2 separate regions of the Homo sapiens genome follow, and region 1 is linked to region 2. A link is a contact called in ENCODE Hi-C or POLR2A ChIA-PET data. All regions are on one chromosome and are shown on one strand. Each heading gives the region's core, a stretch centred on a gene start or an enhancer-like site at or near the end of the contact. The rest is flanking DNA. Distances are from core to core; before and after follow the strand shown.

Region 1 (6,056 bases), core at 2,531-5,030, 330 kb before region 2:
AGTAGCTGGGATTACAGGCACGTGCCACCACACCTGGCTAATTTTTGTATTTTTTAGTAGAGACGGGGTTTCACCACGTTGGCCAGGCTGGTCTCGAACTCCTAACCTCAGGTGATCTGCCCGCCTCCGCCTCCCAAAGTGTTGGGATTACAGGCGTGAGCCACTGCGCCTGGCCCACATTTACTTTTTACTGGTTAGTTAAAGCTCAAAGGTCAAAGAGCTGTAATGGCTAACACCCACCAGCTAATGGCGCTAATGGCATGTCTGCCTGGCTTACTGAGCTCAGTGCCTGCCAGGTCTGGAGCAGCCCCATGGGGCCGGATGCGCCATGTTGTCTGCAATGTCTCCTGGAGCCTTGGGCTTGGATGCCTCCCCTTCCAGCTCAGCTTCACTCTCTCTGACTGTCCACATGACTAGCTGCTGTGTGGACACCTTCAGCAAAAGCACAGCTTTCCTGGTCAAACGTTGTATCTGTCCTTGAAACTCATCCTACCTTCCGAATGCCCCAGCTCCTTTCTTAAGTCACTCAGGCTGTCCTCTTGAGTTCTTCCCCTCTCTAGATCCCCCAGGCACGAGGCTGCCAAAACATGGACTCTGAAATAAGGTGGATTTTGCCATGGCAGCACAGTTTGTGGCTCTCAATTCTAACAGTATCCTGTGGGAGAGCTGAGAAAGGTTTTTCCCTACCTTGATCCTTCTGCAACTCCTTGCAACCTTTAGATCATTCTTATAAAGTTGGTTGGCATCTGAAGGCCCACAGAGCAAGCAGAATAGTAAAGTATTCATTTAAAAGGTTCCCCCATATTGGAATAAAGCATATGAAAAAGCAGACAGCAAAATGTTCTAAGATCTGTTCTGAGAGAATCTGTAGAGACATCCTGAGAAAAGAACATTCTTTGCTGATTGTTTTTTTTGTTTGTTTGTTTTTTAAGACAGGGTCTTGCTCTGTCACCCAGGCAGAGGTGCAGTGGCACAATCAGGGCTCACTGCAGCTTCCGCCTCCCTGGGCTCAAGTGATCCTCCCACCTCAGCCTCTAGAGTAGGTGGGACTACAGGCACATAATTACTGTGTCTGGAGTTGGCTCCTGCTGGTGGGTTCGTGGTCTTGCTGACTTCAAGAATGGAGCCGCAGACCTTCTCAGTGAGTGTTACAACTCTTAAAGATGGCACGGACCCAAAGAGAGAGCAATAGCAGGGTTTATGGTGAAGAGCAAAAGGACAAAGCTTCCACAGGGTGGAAGGGGACCCGAGCTGGTTGCCGCTGTTGGCTGGGGTGGCTAGCTTTTATTCCCTTATTGGCCCCTCCCCACCATGTTCTGTTTCTGTCCTATCAGAGTGCCCTTTTTTCAATCCTCTCTGCGATTGGCTACTTTTAGGATCCTGCTGATTGGTGTGTTTTACAGAGCACTGATTGGTGCATTTTACAACCCTCTTGCTAGCTACAGAGCGCTGATTGGTGTGTTTTACAGAGCACTGATTGGTGCATTTTACAATGCTCTTGCTAGCTTCAGAGCACTGATTGGTGCATTTTACAATCCTCTTGTAAGACAGAAAAGTTCTCCAAGTCCCCACTCGAAACAAGAAGTCCAGGTGGCTTCACCTCTCATCAACATGCCCGGATAATTTTTTTATTTTTGTAAAGACGAGGTTTCACCATGTTGCCCAGGCTGGTCTTGAACTCCTGAGATCAAGTGATTTGCCCACCTCAGCCTCCCAAAGTGACACCGCACCCGGCCCGCTGATCACTTAAACACTATCTTCTTTAGACAGAATGTCAAATTTATGTCTATGCTGAAGTTAACAAAAAATATGACTCACTCATTTCAATTTTTTATTAAAATACTTTTTTGTTAATAGGGACAACCAAAGAAAAATACACAATTTTATATGTTGTAGATCATATAAAATACAATAAACATAAACTCTTGGGAATGCAGAATAGATTTCAAAATCTTAAAAGAAGCTTTCATAAAAATAAACTTTAGAAATGTGGCTTATATTTACTGCATTTTTTCAGAAAACTTTCTTTTCTCCATTTTAATGCTACCCTGATTATAAATAATGGTCCAAATTTCTAACATCTTATCAATTTTGCTTTCTGGAATTTTAGAAATCACATGTCTAAATGAAGACCTCTTTTTTATACCACCCTACATAAACACAGAATAGATTTTATTTAAATTACCATTTGATTTGGCACCACTATTGTAAATACAATTTTAGTAATAATTAAATGTTATGGGGGAAAAACTAACAGAAAAACCTGCTAACAAGCACAAGTCTTACTATAAGAAAGGATCTTTTATATATGGCTTTTATGATACCCACTGATTTAAAACCTAGTGCTTTAAAAATCTGGTTATAAAAAAAGTAATAACCTAATTTTTTATTAAAAAAGAAAAAAGAATTTTTACCAAAACTTCAATATAGAAGTGAATGTGCTTAGAATGGTAATAGAGGATCTAACTTTTAACCAGGCTATCAACTTCTGGAATATTTACTTTCAATTTGGAAAAATATTGTTATTCAGAACCTGAAATACATTATAAAACTGGAAATGGAATCTTTTAGGTGAATTCTTTCTTTCAAACCCTCATAAATCAGAAAAAATAAGCCAAATTTGAAGGCAAAAGATCTTTACATTTAGGGATAGTTTCTAATGAAAGAAATCAAGATAAGAAAAATCAATTAAAACAATGTGGTTTAAGAAATTATCCTCCTAATGTAGGGGGTGGGAAACAGATATTACATTTTAAAATTTAATGAAGACCTAAAAAATGATAAATGCAGTTTTAAAATATTTGTTGTCATCATTAAGAAAACATTAGGCATGTTGCCAACACACACACAAACATCACTCCACTCACAGTAGGAAATGACTGAAAAACAGCAGAGTTGAACTGCAGCAGGAGACTGCAGATTCCTTTCAGCTTTCTGTCTAAAGTTCCAGAATACTTTCAGCTCTACAGATGCTCATGAAGAAGGGGAGCTAAATGTTTTCAAGGCACTTTTAAATGAGGCATTCTAGGTAAAAGGAAGAAAAGGAGACCCTAATGTTTCCCTACCAAAAAATATATCCATGAGCTAAATCTCAACTTTTTAAAAGGCTAAAATATCTTGAATATTCATTAGAGTTATTTGAAAGAGCAGAAAAGGTATTAAGACCTTAATTTATAACAGTTGATCATAATATTACAAATGATCTTTTAACTAACTACTATTCAGATCATGAATAATACAAAATGTGTCCAAGAGCATTATCTATTTTTATATACTAAAATATGTAGACGTATAAAGAGGTATTCCTAAAAAGTTGCTTGTAGTTCAAATATGCACTAGAGCAATTAGTAATTTTGTAAAATTGAGTCTGTAATATAAATATTTATGTTTTAGATTCATGCTTTAAGATTGAGATTTTATTACTATGAAGGGCACATAGTATCTTTATTGAAAGAAACATTTATTGAAACATTATATAAAATGTTGACTAAATTCTGTAGTGTATTTGGAGTGAACATCATCTTGAATAGAGATTCTAAAATTTCATAATCTTAACCTCCGACGATATGATTATACTTGTTTAAAAAGAACATTATATCCAGATATAAACTTAACAAATGAAATATTACAAAATATGAACATAGATAGTTTTGTTTCCCATAATAATTCCCAGCATTTTCACCCTGTCCTGTTCATACGAGTCAATTCTCTTCTTCAATTCCTGTCCCATCAGCCGTCTGCTGAAAAACACTGCTTTGTCTTGGCTAAGGCTGCACAAGTTCAGTCTCGCACTGGCTCAGCCTCCCCTTTCAGCAACACCATTTCCCTACCAGGGTACAAGCTGTTTCCTGGTGCTCTAGGTGGAGTCTGATTTGGCATTCGTTCCCCATCCCTAGTGCTCTTTAAGCTGGTACCTGAAGTCACAGAAACGCTTTGCTTGCTAATTATTTACACCAGCAGTGCATTTAAAGCAATTTCATAGGTACACCCTGAAAATCTTGGTAAAGATTCTTCATCACTGCCTATGTCAGCACTTTGGGCAGGGGAAATGGAAGAGAATAGGAAACTTTCTCTAAAGCTTTGTCAACACATGTATTATAGAATGGATTCTACTATGTAAGAGTTCTCAATTATAAAATATGGTAAGCATTTACCTTTTAAAACCAACATAAAAGGGATGAAATTAAGCTTTTTATGATGATATTTTTATATGAGTTATCAGAGTGGTATATCAAATATCTACTCTATTTATAAAATGGATAAAACAAGGCACAATGAGGAATGATGTGCAACTATAAAAACTCAGTGTGCTAACAGTAGCACATGAAGAAATCATAATTCACATCAACATGCTTCTGCTAACACTTTCAAAGCAAAAACCTTTTGGAATGCTAGAGGAAAACCACGTCAGACTTCATGTTAAAAACCTCAGATCTTTCAAGGAATTCTCTGCGCACCTGCTTCTCATATGACCAAAGTTGTACATGTATTCAAAGGAAAGGGCTTATTGCTAGGGGGCAATAAAATCAGTAAGAACAGTTATATAATTAAACACATCACTGGCTATGTCATATTTTTAAAAGAAACTTATTCCAAAGTCTTTACAACTTAACTTACTGGGATTCTGATACAAGATACAACCAACAGACTTACAGAATAACTTTTTATACCTATTATTTTACTAAGTTGCTTTGGTTTGCATTTGTCTTCTTTAAAACATGCAGTTCATACATTTGACAGTTTTACTACCATAGTCAATACATTCTGGACCAATGCACTCGCAGCAGGCATTATGAAACCAGCGATATTTGGATGCTCCCATGGACTCACAGGATATTTTACACTGATGTATGGACATGCAGTCATCAAAATAAACCACAGTACACATGTGTTCTGAAAAACAAAAATTTAAGATTTCAGGGCAAGAAAGAAGAAAAACAAAAAAATAAAATGCTTTATTACCTAGTTGAATATTAACAGTTATTTATCTTGGTTCTCTTATTACTGGTCTGTACATGACAAAGATGAGGTACAGGAAAAAAGATCTTCATTTATTAATTATGTTGAGAAGGAAGTCAGATTCTCCCACTCCATCTGAAGAAGGCAAAGGGCTTCCTTAGCTTCTTTTATTAGATTTCAGGCTTTGATCGAAAAGTTGGATTATTGGGCTTAAAAACATTTGCTATGTTATACAGCTGTGCTTTTAAACTGGGCATTTCCTTTTTTTTTTTGAGATGGAGTCTCACTCTGCCACCCAGGCTGGAGTGCAGTGGTGTGATCTTGGCTCACTGCAGCCTCCGCCTCCCAGGTTCAAGTGATTCTCTGCCTCAGTCTCCCGAGTAGCTGGGATTACAAGCATGCACCACCACAGCTGGCTAATTTTTATATTTTTAGTAGAGGAATCAGAGAATCCACAGAACTAAGTAGAAAATGATAGATCCATAAGTTAAAAACAGACAACAAACAGAACTGCAAATGCAGGCCAGGCATGGTAGCTCAAGCCTGTAATCCCAACACTTTGGGAGGCCGAGGCAGGTGGATCACCTGAGGCCAGGAGTTTGCAACCAGCCTGGCTAACATGGCGAAACCCTGTCTCTACTAAAAATTAAAAAAATTAACCGGGCATGGTGGTGGGTACCTGTAACCCCAGCTACTCGGGAGGCTGAGGCAGGAGAATCACTTGAACCTGGGAGGCAGAGGTTGCAGTGAGCCGAGATTGCGCCATTGCACTCCAGCCTGGGCAACAAGAGTGAAACTCCATTTCAAAAAACAAACAAACAAACAAACAAACAAAAACCTGCAAATGCAGGAGGAGCAGTAGAAAGAGACTGACTCTATCTGGGGGAATAGGTGCCCAGGAAAGATGTCACAGAGAAAAAACTTTAGTTGTGTCTTGAAGACAGCTGGAGTTTCCAGGAATTAGCTTCTTGCTAATTGCTTCATAAATTTAAATAATCTTTGAGCAAAATTTATGAATTATTATTTAATATCTGTTATGTTGATTACTTACATTTTAATAATGGAGAAAATGATAACAAAACATATTATTATTGCAT
Region 2 (6,388 bases), core at 2,926-5,425:
TTTAAATACCAGCCCGTCAGCAAGAATGAAGCTGAAATTCAGGGCTGTTCCAAGAAAGGGCAGAAACATGCCAGGAGCGCTGAGTAAACTTTCAGTCTGAATCCATGTGAATTACTGGGGAGTCCTGGATTTCGAAATTCTTTTGCGGTTCACACCACCCACGTGTCAGTAAACAGGCTAAGGCTAAGGCTACTCCTGTTCTATATTGCCACCTAGTGGATAATGATACCCGCGTTCCTTCGTGCATTTGCTTCAGAGAGACTTGCCCTAGTTAGCAAACCAGCTGATGAATATTATTTGAGACACAAATGAACTAACCTTTGAGTTTGTTTCCTTTGGACTTTGAGATGTCTGTTTACTGAAGCGAATGTGGCATTTCATCATCTTCGATCAGCCTGTAGGAAAAAATAAGCAGCATTTATAAATGGCATCTCTTCAAGAATTAAAAATGCATAAAGGTGGTAATATTTCCACTGAGTAGCCGTCAGTAATTAAGTTTTTAAATTTCTCTTTTTCTCCTTCTCTGTCTTTCCTATTTACTTTTGAACCTTTAATTACTATACTGTGTCATTTCAGGCAAAACAATGCTAGACCCAGGCTTCAGGTTCCATTGTTGTAGAAACAACGTATTAGTGGATCCTGATATCAATATGAGCAGCATCAAAAAAAGGAAAGATCTATTTTATTTGTTTATTTATTTATTTGAGACGCAGTCTTGCTCTGTCACTCAGGCTGGAGTGCAGTGGCTCGATCTCGGCTCACTGCAAACTCCGCTTCCTGAGTTCAAGTGATTATCCTGTCTCAGCCTCCTGAGTAGCTGAGACTACAGGCACGCACCACCACACCTGGCTAATTTTTGTATTTGCAGTAGAGACGGGGTTTCAGCATGTTGGCCAGGCTGGTCTCGATCTCCTGACCTCGTGATCCGCCCACCTTGGCCTCCCAAAGTGTTGGGATTACAGGCGTGGGCCACTGAGCCCAGCCTAATTTTTGTATTTTCAGTAGAGACAGGGTTTTGCCATGTTGGCCAGGCTGGTCTCAAACTCTTGACCTCAGGTGATCCGCCCGCCTCGGCCTCCCGAAGTGCTGGGATTACAGGTGTGAGTCACCACACCCGGCCAGATCTATTTGAAATGATTTGAAGAGGCCAGGCGTGATGGCTCACACCTGTAATCCCATCACTTTGGGAGGCCGAGGCGGGTGGACCACCTGAGGTCAGGGGTTCGAGACCAGCCTGGCCAACATGTCGAAACCCTGTCTCTAGTAAAAATAGAAAAATTAGCTGGGCGTGGTGGTGTATGCCTGGAATCCCAGCTCCTTGGGAGGCTGAGGCAGGAGAATCGCTTGAACTTGGGAGATGGAGGGTGCAGTGAGCCCAGATCACACCATGGCACTCCAGCCTGGGTGACTGAGTGAGACCGTGTCTCAACAAATAAATTAATTAATTAATTAAATAAAAAATGATTTGAAGAACCTCTTTACTGTTTTCCACTGTATGGTCCCACTTACCGGAGATATCTAAAATAGTCAAACTCATGGAAGCCAGGAGTACAATGGTGATTGCTACTGGGGAAGGCTGGGGAAGGGGGAATGGGGAGTTGTTCAAGGGGATACAATTTCAGTTATTAAAGATGAATAAGTTCTAGAGATCTGCTGTGCAACATTGTGCCTATAGTTTACAACATTGTATTGTACACTTAACCTGTGAAGAGGATGGAGCTCATGTTACGTTTTTACCACTTTTTTTTTTTTAAAGATAATTAAGGAAGACTATGAACAAAAATAAAAAAAGAGAAAGATTAGACTAGAATCTAAAATGTCAGAAGGGGCTGGGCATGGTGGCTCATGCCTGTAATCCCAGCACTTTGAGAGGCTAAGGTGGGTGGATCACTTGAAATCAGCAGTTCGAGACCAACCTGGCCAACTTGCTGAAACCCTGTCTCTACTAAAAATACAAAAATTAGCTGGGTGTGGTAGTGCATGTCTGTAATTCAGCTACTAGGGAGGTTGAGGTGGGAGGATCACTTGAACCTAGGAGGCGGAGGCTGCAGTGAGACAAGATTGCACCACTGCACTCCAGCTGGGTGACAGAGTGAGACTCCGTCTCAAAAATAAATAAAATAAAATAAAATAGAACAAAATGTCAGAGTGCTTCTCACAGGTAGAGTAAGTGTTGCTCTGTGAAACTTCTGTTGCACACATGTGTATTTGTGTATACTGAGGCATGATGTAAAGGGCTTTTCTTTCTGTAGGTCAAGTTCAAAAATGTTTAGAAGCTTCTGTTCTATTGTTCTAAAAAATCAAACTAAAGCTAAAATCCTCCTTGTATTTCAAATGAATTAGGTTTTCTTGTATATAAACAGGTTTTTATATATAGAATGATATATTCTATATATATATTCTAGATATAGAATATATCATATATATATATTTCCTTTTTTTTTTTTTTTTTTGAGACAGAGTACTGCTCTCTCACCCAGGCTGGAGTGCAGTGGCACTATCTCAGTTCACTGAAGCTTCTGCCTCCCAGGTTTAAGTGATTCTCCTGCCTCAACCTCCTGAGTAGCTGGGACTACAGGTGCCCGCCACCACGCCTGGCTAATTTTTGTATTTTGAGTGTTGGTCAGGCTGGTCTCGAACTCCTGACCTCGGGTGATCCACCCGCCTCGGCCTCCCAAAGTGCTGGGATTACAGCGAGCCACCATGCCTGGCCAGTTTCTAAATATTTCTTTCCTTTCTTTTTTTTTTTTGAGATGGAGTTTTGCTCTTGTTGCCCAGGCTGGAGTGCAATGGTGTGATCTCAGCTCACTGCAACCTCCGCCTCCCAGGTTCAAGCAATTCTCCTGCCTCAGCCTCCTGAGTAGCTGGGATTACAGGCATGCATAACCACACCTGGCTAATTTTTGTATTTTTAGTAGAGACGGGGTTTCTCCATGTTGGTCAGGCTGGACTTGAACTCCCGACCTCAGGTGATCCACCCACCGTGGCCTCCCAAAGTGCTGGGATTACAGGTGTGAGCCACCGCGCCTGCCCATATTTCTTTAAAAGGCTGTTAAAATGCCCAAGGTAGTAAATGGGATGGAATTTGAGGCACATAAATGGGAACTCTATGCTCGCCAGTCCAGTCTATTCTTTTCTCTTTGATGCTGGGGTAACATATGACTGATCTCTGGAAGTTCCATCATGATGACGCAAAGCCATTCAAGCAAGACAATCCTAGTTTTGAATTTCAATGCAGAAACTTGCTAGCTGAGCTTCAGCATCCTAATCTGAAAATGAGAAGCCAATAGGTGATGTGCCCACCTCATGGTAGGTGCTCAACATAAGTAGCTATTAGAAATAGCACGAGTTGCCAGGTGCCACGGCTCATGCCTGTCATCTCAGCACTTTGGGAGGCTGAGGTGGGAGAATCACTTGAGCCCAGGAGTTTGACACCAGCCTGCACAACATAGGGAGACGCTGTCTCTACAAAAAATAAAAATTAGCCGGGCACAGTGGCTCACGCCTGTAGTCCCAGCTACTCAGGAGGCTGAGGTGGGACGTCAAGGCTGCAGTGACTGATGATTGCACCACTGCACTCCGGCCTGGGCCACAGAGTGAGATCCTGTCTCAAAAAAAAACAAACAGAAAGAAATAATATAAATCACTAATTCACAGATACCATTTAAATAGTTGCAGGAGCCTTCATTGCCCTAGATTTCTATATCTTAGAACTGTAAATATCCCTAAACAATTTAAAGCCTACAGCTGAGCCTGAACCCCAACAAGGACTTTTTTTGTTTTTGGGGCAGTCTGGCGAGACCCTTAACTCTATTCTCTTACTCTGTTTACAACTATGTTATTTATTACCAATCTCAGTGGAACTGCTTTCCTTCCTTGTGTAGAGCCTTACATATTTCACAGAGCACACGGGTCCCTGGTAATTTTCCTTCTCGAAGCAGGGCACCCTCCTGCTGCCCAAATATCAGGACAGTGTTCTGCGTGAGTGGGACGGGCCTGGAGAGGAGTGACGGCCTTCCCTTCCACGCGGTCTCTCTCCTCAGTCGTCCCTCTCTGCTTCCTCCTTCCTTCGCCCACCTGCTGCAGCTTATCCCAGAGGAAGTGGAACTGACAAACCATTGCTAAAAATACCCCCAGCTTGCCTCCTCAAGGGGGTGTCCCGTGAGGAAATGAGAAAATGAACGAGCAGTCTATAAGACCAACGAGGGCTACAGAAACACCAGAGGCTGTTTTTATGTTATGGATCCACTTCCAGTAACATTAGGGGCAGGGACTTGGTGAGGCAACCATGGCCTGCCCCTTACCAGCTGTGTGGCCTCAGGCAAATCATCAAACCTTTTGAAGCCTGGGTTAATTCATTTGTAAACTGGAAAATAATACCTACCATTCACAGCGTTCTTTAAGAATCAAAGCACACAGGCACTGTAGTGGAGACCTTGAAAACATCCTACCTACTATAAGTGATCCATAAATACCAATGGTTGAGTTTAAAAAATTTTTAAATTATTTTATTTATTTTTTTTAGGGAAGGTCTTGCTCTGTCCCTCAGGCTAGAGTGCTGTGGTGTGATCATAGTTCACTACAGCCTCGAACTCCTGCCTCAAGCCATCCCTCCGCCTCGGCCTCACAAAGCGCTAGGATTATAGGCACAAGTCACCGTGCCGGTCCCAAAGGTTGCTATACTCATATCTCCTCAGATTTTTTTGCCTTCGAAGGACCAGAAAAGTGGTGCTCAAGTTAAAGTTAAAAAGTTGAAGTTGGCCGGGTGTGGTGGCTCACGCCTGTAATCCCAGCACTTTGGGAGGCTGAGGTGGGTAGATCTCCTGAGGTCAGGAGTTTGGGACCAACCTAGCTAACATGGTGAAACCCTGTCTCTACTAAAAATACAAAAAATAGCCAGGTGTGGTGGCACACGCCTGTAATCTCAGCTACTCAGGAGGCTGAATCAGGATAATAGCTTGAACCCGGGAGGCGGAGGTTGCAGTGGGCTGAGATAGTGCCACCGTACTCCAGCCTGGGCAACAAGAACAAAACTCCATCTCAAAACAAAACAAAACAAAACAAAAAAAGTTAGTTTCCCTTAAGTTATAGTTAAAATGTTATGCCCTTTAACACCCGTGAGTTGTGGGGCAAATGGATGAAAGGCAAGAAATTTGGGGCAGAGGAGCCTTCTTGGTACAGACTCTCATATCACATCGTGTAAATTGCAGTGACATTGCACTGTATTGGGTGACTTTCCGTACTTGAAATTTGGCTTCACAGTGGCCAGTGTCACGATGAGCTCCATGATGGTCTAGTATTCCATTTTAAGTTAACAATGTTTTCAAAGCACAGAGGTTGCTTACCACTTTATGAGTCTCACTGGAATACTGTCTGCTCATCTGCTGGAAATCACCTTCTCCCTTAGTTTATGTCCTTCTGAGTCATAGAAGGCAGGCAGACCTCAGGTGCAAAAGGCATTGATGGTAAAGGTGTGGGAGGAGGAGGGACATAAGAGACTGGAGGAGAAAGGCAAGGCGTGGGAGAGACAGTGGAGAGCTGGAAGAGGAACTTTCTTATTGTGTTTTTAGGGGAAATGTTTCATCAAAGGCTGCTGTGCCTACCACTCCTAATGGATGAGATGATTTTAGGTGGTAAACAGTTGAACATATGAAATTTCAGAACAAAAAATGAAAAAAGATGAAAATAAAATAAATTTAAAAAAGAAATAAAATGTCAGGTCATGCGTGGTGGCTCACACCTGTAATCCCAGCACTTTGGGAGGCCGAGGCAGGTGGATTGCTTGAGTTGAGGAGTTTGAGACCGGTCTGGGCAAGGCGGCAAAACCATGAGAACAGATTGGGGTTGGGTTGGGCTCAGTTTCTGACATAATCGTTCAGGATTGGAAGGCATGTGAGGCAAAGGTCCTTAGGAGTAAACTTGTCTAATAAACGAGCTCTTTGCCCAGGTAAGCAAACTGCCTGCCCAAATACATTGATTTGCAGGAATTTTCTGAAGCAAATTGCCAAGTTACATATTGGCTTACAGTCTTATTTTCCTGGGCGAGTGTTTCCTGGAAAAAAAGCTGTGTCATATTGACATTGATGGACTCAGTGCTTATAATTATTTGTTTAGTTAATGTGTGTTTGAAAATATATAACTAGGCCGGGTAAGGTGGCTCACACCTGTAATCCCAGCACTTTGGGAGGCCAAGGTGGGCAGATCACCTGAGGTCTGGAGTTCCAAGACCAGCCTGGCCAACATGGTGAAACCTCGTCTCTACCAAAAATACAAAAATTATCCATGTGTGGTGGTGCACGCCTGTAATCCCAGCTACTTGGGAGACTGAGGCACAAGAATCACTTGAACCCAGGAGGCGGAGGTTTGCACTCCAGCCTAGGCAACAGAG

The links. A loop is a pair of places that touch in the nucleus more often than their neighbours do. ChIA-PET counts read pairs that join two places held with the same protein, here RNA polymerase II (POLR2A). Pooled maps may share reads with other maps.
Region 1: a map of endothelial cell of umbilical vein shows a loop between it and region 2 (2.4-fold over the local background). The contact joins two enhancer-like sites. A Hi-C loop is called at or near these places in 1 of 168 maps with a recorded cell type or tissue (endothelial cell of umbilical vein), 5 of 37 single-sample maps with no recorded cell type and 10 of 50 pooled maps. POLR2A ChIA-PET finds 5 or more read pairs at or near these places in 4 of 52 experiments (activated CD4-positive, alpha-beta T cell, activated CD8-positive, alpha-beta memory T cell, endothelial cell of umbilical vein and 1 more).

The regions. Positions count from the first base shown.
Region 1 is chr18:9,398,183-9,404,238 of GRCh38, reverse strand. TWSG1 (twisted gastrulation BMP signaling modulator 1) reads right to left here. Exons shown (of 5, transcript NM_020648.6): 5 at 1,819-4,893. The coding sequence ends at 4,712. Among named protein-coding and RNA genes, the nearest start is that of TWSG1, 66 kb to the right of the region's middle. Within about 2 kb of position 3,780, at least 2 of the 41 ENCODE cell types and tissues checked have a DNase peak (open chromatin) inside an H3K27ac peak, as active enhancers do.
Region 2 is chr18:9,067,603-9,073,990 of GRCh38, reverse strand. No RefSeq gene overlaps it. Among named protein-coding and RNA genes, the nearest start is that of NDUFV2, 32 kb to the left of the region's middle. Within about 2 kb of position 4,175, at least 3 of the 41 ENCODE cell types and tissues checked have a DNase peak (open chromatin) inside an H3K27ac peak, as active enhancers do.